Linked DNA regions of Homo sapiens: region 2 is linked to region 1. A link is a loop called in an ENCODE intact Hi-C map of the cell type or tissue named here. Cell type or tissue: PC-9. All regions are shown on one strand. Each heading gives the region's core, and the rest is flanking DNA. Links, peaks and the distances in the headings are about the cores only.

Region 1 (2,804 bases), core at 91-2,590:
CCGGGCAGAGGTGCCCCTCATCTCCCGGACGAGGCGGCTGGCCGGGCGGGGGGCTGACCCCCCCACCTCCCTCCCGGACGGGGCGGCTGGCCGGGCAGAGGGGCTCCTCACTTCCCAGTAGGGGCGGCCGGGCAGAGGCGCCCCTCACCTCCCGGACGAGGCGGCTGGTCTAGGCTACTCTCTTAACTACTGTGTTATACTTCTGGGGTTGGGGGGCGGGGAGTAGTGGCAAAACTCTTGCATATATTGGCCTGTACACACCTCTGGGGAGATGATTGCGTTGAATCTGATGTCAGAGAACACAGCTTTAGATCTTGAAGGGGTTTTGGTTCAATCCTGTCTCTTGCAGTTGAGATACACTTAGGGCACATCAGTTACGAATGTGGCCTCTTGGACAATGCTATACCCAACTTGCCAGCCAGGTCCCAAGATGTTTAAGAAGTTAACAGTGTAAAAGAAAGGGAAAGAATGGAGTGGACATCATTATTTTCTTCTTTCGCAAGACTTAGAAAACAGCTGCCTGCTTTCAGGAAGGTAGTGTTTTTTCCTTTGGAATAAGGTGTGTGTGAGTATGTCCTGTTTCTGCTTCATGGTCTGGACTCTGATGAAATTGGCAAAGGCTTAAAGGAATAGGTGAAGGTACTCATGCCCCATGTGAAGGTCAAGTGTGGTGTCAGGCTGTCTCACAGGTAGTGCAAAGATATACCACATGGCTGAAAGTAGGATATGCAAAGTTGTCAACATCGAATTTAGTTCATATTTTTATGGGGCCATCTAATTCCCCAGTGCCCACTTCTGGGATTCCCTTTTTTTCCTTCTCAAAGCTTCACTCATGATCTTTTACATAAAAATTCAGGAAATTGATGCAGTTCTAAAAATGACATTGCATTTTGAGAGGCTAAACCCCTAAGAGGTGACTAACTGAAGACAAAGACAAAAAACTACCATTTGTTTCAACATATAATAAGATTCCCATTTTGTAGAATAGTTAAACCACAAAGTAAGGGCAATTTCTCTCTACATTCAACTACAGTGGGAAGAGTCTTCCCCATCCTCACCAGGATGCTGTCACTCTTCCGTAGCACTGAGAATGCAAATGCAGGACATGAACAGTAATGACAAGAAGCCAAACATGTGTATGTTTTACTGGAACTTCCAAGGACCTACAAAGAAAGGATAGATGGGATCAGACCTCAGATGTGCTGGAAAAACCACCTCTTTCCCTTTTTATTTATGTAGACTCAGAGTTGCTCTGCAAATTGCACCGAGAAGAACTGCAGTAATGTTTTACATAAAAGAGGAAACAACTTCTCTTCCTCCAGTGTACAGACTCTCCCTTCCTCACCTCTCAGTGCTCACCTTTAGGACAGCATATAAAGGAACTGAAGAGTTTCAGATTAGTTCAACCAACCACATAAACCATTCTGTTCCTACGCCTAGTGATTCATGGGGCCCACTCTATGGGCTGACTGTAATAAGAAGGAAGTGGGGGGGGGGAATCTCTCATCTACATTTTATTGTGGGGGTTCTTAACCTTTGGTATTTCACAGCAGGTGTATAAATTTCTAAAGCTTCCTACATACCTAAAGAGAGAGTAAAAACAGGCAAAGGGTCAGTAGCAGGGCAGGAGTAAGATAAGTCTCAGGCCGGGTGTGGTGGCTCAAAGCCTGTAATCCCAGCACTTTGGGAGGTCGAGGTGGGAGGATCACTTGACCCCCCCCAGAGTTCAAGACCAGCATGGGCAACATGGTGAGACCTCGTTTCTATAGAAAAAAAAATTTTTTTAAAGTCAGGTATGGTGGCACATGCCAGTAGTCCCAGCTACTCAGGAGGCTGAGAAGGGAGGACTGCTTGAGCCTGGGAGGTCAAGGCTGCAGTGAGCTGTGACTGCACCACTGCACTGCAGCCTGGGTGACAAAGATCCCATCTCTAAAATAAAGATAGGTCACAGAAGAACAAAAGAAGAAACTGGGAAGAGGCTTTTGAAAAGCATTTGAGAGCAGAGAGAATAAATAAAGCAAAGACCCTTGCGAAAGGAATGACTCAGCTGTTCAGGATGGAGGTCTCAGGAAAAGAGGCAGGCCCAGATCTGCCTACTCATCTAGCAGGATGGAAGGAGGACACTGATACATAGTGGGTTGATAAGAGGCACAGTCTAACAGTCTTGGTGGTGGTCAAGAGGGACAAAAAGGAGAGGTACAGGAGAAACAAGACACATCTGTAGTATGATCGCACAAATTTGCTGGAGAAATCCTTTGTTTAAGTCTCTCTACCACCAAGCAGCCAAAAACTTTTTGTTGAGGTCTTCATTCCTAGAGTTAACTTCCCACCTGGAGGCGTAAGATTATTATTAGTATCTGAGGGAAGCAGAAATGTCCTGAGGGTGATTTTATAATGAACTGCCACTTAGGAATTTGCCACACAGCCTTCAAAGCACTTTTAGGCTCTCAGATGGCAATCTAAATGAAAAAGCAAGGACTTTTAAATTTTTTTTGAATTACAATGTTAGCACTCCTAGGATTCTTTAATCTTTCTTACCCACAGAGAATAAAGCTACAGGTATGGTTTGACTGCAAGAACAAACAGCAGGTTCCACTGCTGTGCTTTTGTCACATTTTCAGTGGTTCATATAATGCAGTTATCCCAGTACAGCTTTTATTAACATTTTTTTTTAATTTTTGTTTTTTGGAGACAGGATGTTGTTCTGTCATCCAGGCTGGAGTACAGTGGCAGATCATAGCTCATTGCAGTCTTGAATCCCTCGGCTAAAGTGATCCTCCCACTTCAGTCTCCTGAGGAGGTAG
Region 2 (2,757 bases), core at 1-2,500, 88 kb before region 1:
TAGCTGGGATTACAGGCGTGCGCCACAATGCCCAGCTTTTTTTTTTTTTTTTTTTTGAGATGGAATCTCCCTCTGTCGCCTAGGCTGGAGTTCAGTGGTATGATCTTGGCTCACTGCAACCTCCACCTGCTAGGTTCAAGCAATTCTTCTGCCTCAGCCTTCCCCAGTAGCTGGGACTACAGGCATGCACCACCATGCCCAGCTAATTTTTTTTTTTTTTTTTGTACTTTTAGTAGAGACGAGGTTTCCCCATGTTGGCCAGGCTGGTCTTGAACTCTTGACCTCAGGTGATCCGTCCACCCCTGCTTCCCAAAGTGCTGGTATTACAGGCGTGAGCCACTGCGCCTGGCCAAATATTTTTTTTGAGACAGAGTTTGAGATAGAGTTTCACTCTTGTCGCCCAGGCTGGAGTGCAGTGGCGTGATCTAGGCTCACTGCAACCTCTGCCTCCCAGGGTCAAGCGATTCTCCTGCCTCAGCCTTCTGAGTAGCTGGATTACAGACAGGCACCACCACGCCTGACTAATTTTTGTATTTTTAATAGAGACAGGGTTTTTGCCCTGTTGACCAGGCTGGTCTCAGATTCCAGACCTCAGGTGATCCACCCGCCTTGGCCTTCCAAAGTGCTGGGATTACAGGTGTTAGCCACCGTGCTCGGCCGAATTTTTTCATCATGTTGGCCAGGCTGGTCTTGAACGTCTGACCTCAAGTGATCCGACTGACTCGGTCCCCCAAACTGCTGGGATTATAGGCATGAGCCATGACGCCTGGCCCATACAGCATTTTCTAATTAGTGTCCTGCCTCTTTCCCAAGAAGCTTTGCTTTTTTCTTTTTTTCTTTCTTTCTTTTTTTTTTTTTTGACTTTAGCAGTTAGTGTACACAGAGTCAATTCATTAATAGACACCTCATGGAGGCACCTAGAGGACCTCGGCAAAGGTGAAGAAGTACTGGGAATGCAGCCATGAATCCAACTGTGTCCTCAGTGGAATTTAGCACAGTACACAATTCAGTGTGTACCCTGCAGCTTCTCCCCGACAGTGATTGATGTCTTTATGAAATGTTAGTAACCAAGGCAAGGCAAGTAACCAGGCAATCAAGGCAAGCGAAAGCATCTTCTAGAAGCAAATGTCGTGGGCTGTGCGGTTTTGCTTTACCCCGTCCTGCTGCATTATTCATGAGTACTGTCTCTACATTCCCCCGTCTGGAACTTTAATACAACCTCAACACTCTGGGAAGATATTCTTGTATATGCACTAAAATTAGGATTTTACCTTCCCATGTGCAATTCAATATCTTCATTTTTCTCAAATGACTTTTGCTGCATTGAGGGAAATAAAATTCTGTGTATTACACAATATTTGTTTAAGCTCTCCTAGAGACCTAACCGGTTTTGGAGATGCTTGGAATGTTAACCTTTTTTATATCTGAGACTTCCTTCTATCAAAAAGTCCCATATCCTACTGAGAAATATCTCTAAGGTATTTATATCCTAGGGAAAGTTAGAGATAATTTGCAATGAGTAACTACCATTTCCCTGGGGAAAAATAATGTTAAGTTTCTTTCTGTTTTTGCTTTTTCCTCCCAATAAATCTTGTACATAAATTCTAAATGTTATCATTCAGAGTGGACACCACACTCCAGACCCTTAAGATAATCAGCCCTTCCTTCCTTCCTTCCTTCCCTCCCTCCCTCCCTCCCTCCTCCCTTTCTTCCTCCCTGCTGTAGCTACTGATAAGTTCCTTTCACTGCTTTCCAGAGAAAGCCCTGCTGGAATCTCACCTTCGTGTTTCAAGACCTTGGCCAGCATTTTTCAAAGCCTATTCCAAAGAACCAGCAAGCACCAACAAAACATTCCCTGCTGGAGCACTGTATATTACATGACATTTGTAGACAGCACAGTGTCTATTAACACATTAAAGACTTCAAGAAGTCCTACATTAAGAAATCTGTGTGACTGTTTAACCCAACATAGCGCAGATCCACATAACCTCTTTACTTAGGTTTGTTTATTTTACTACAATCACCATAACAAGTGTTGGCAGATTTTCCCTGTTAAGGGCCACGTAATAGGATCAGGGGTCAGTTGGTCTCAGTCACAACTATTCAACTCTACCATTGGGCTAAAGAGGCCTTCAACACTTTGTAAATGAATGGGCATGGCTGTGTCCCAACAAAAGTTTATTATATGAAAACAGGCTATAAGCCAGATTTGGCCCATGGGCAGCAGTTTGTCAACCCCTGACCTAGAACATCCTACAATATGTCCCACAGAACATACTTTGGAAAATGCTGTGCTGGGCCCTACACTCGGTCACTCAAGAATTTCTTGCCAAGGACTGGGCACCATAATAAGACAGCAGTCAACAAGAGACATGTTCTCTGAACTCATGAACTCTGAACTGTCATGCCCTCCTGAACTACACAGACAAGCAAGCGGTAGACTTTATAACAAGTAAAGTTATTAATGAACAAGGATAAGTCGTCAAAGAGCCCAGAGAGAAACTCAGTGCTGTGAGAGTCAGTGACAGGGATCACATTTAGATGAGGGGAGACAGTGGCAGTGATGTCAAAATCGGTGTCAGAAGGTGGAGGAGGCAGCAGTGCAGAGCCAGGGCGAAGGAGTAGCTGCAGCCAGGAAACACCTTGGTGTGGTCAAGGACATGGAAGAAAGCTGGTTGGCTGGATGCAGTTAGTGGGGCCAGGGAGGCTGTGCTGATCCAGGGAGTCCAAGGGGGCAGGGCCTGCAGAGCTTCCATG

The links. A loop is a pair of places that touch in the nucleus more often than their neighbours do. Peaks named below come from ENCODE experiments on the same cell type or tissue, not always from the same donor. Only the 100,000 strongest peaks of a DNase experiment are listed, where the experiment ranks them.
Region 2: a loop joins it to region 1, with 6 times the contacts of the local background. A loop is called at or near these places in 3 of 110 quality-filtered maps.

Annotation. Positions count from the first base shown.
Region 1 is chr17:15,979,982-15,982,785 of GRCh38, forward strand. ZSWIM7 (zinc finger SWIM-type containing 7) reads right to left here. Exons shown (of 5, transcript NM_001042697.2): 4 at 1,059-1,163. Among named protein-coding and RNA genes, the nearest start is that of ZSWIM7, 18 kb to the right of the region's middle. RefSeq lists an enhancer at 2,122-2,804. In PC-9, for the core only: no CTCF peak of the experiment used is centred there; DNase peaks (open chromatin) are centred at 1,500, 2,060 and 2,400; H3K4me3 peaks cover 313 bases; H3K27ac peaks cover 2,500 bases.
Region 2 is chr17:15,891,810-15,894,566 of GRCh38, forward strand. It overlaps a transcript of ADORA2B not described here. Among named protein-coding and RNA genes, the nearest start is that of ADORA2B, 52 kb to the right of the region's middle. In PC-9, for the core only: no CTCF peak of the experiment used is centred there; DNase peaks (open chromatin) are centred at 1,012, 1,402 and 2,052; H3K4me3 peaks cover 2,098 bases; H3K27ac peaks cover 2,500 bases.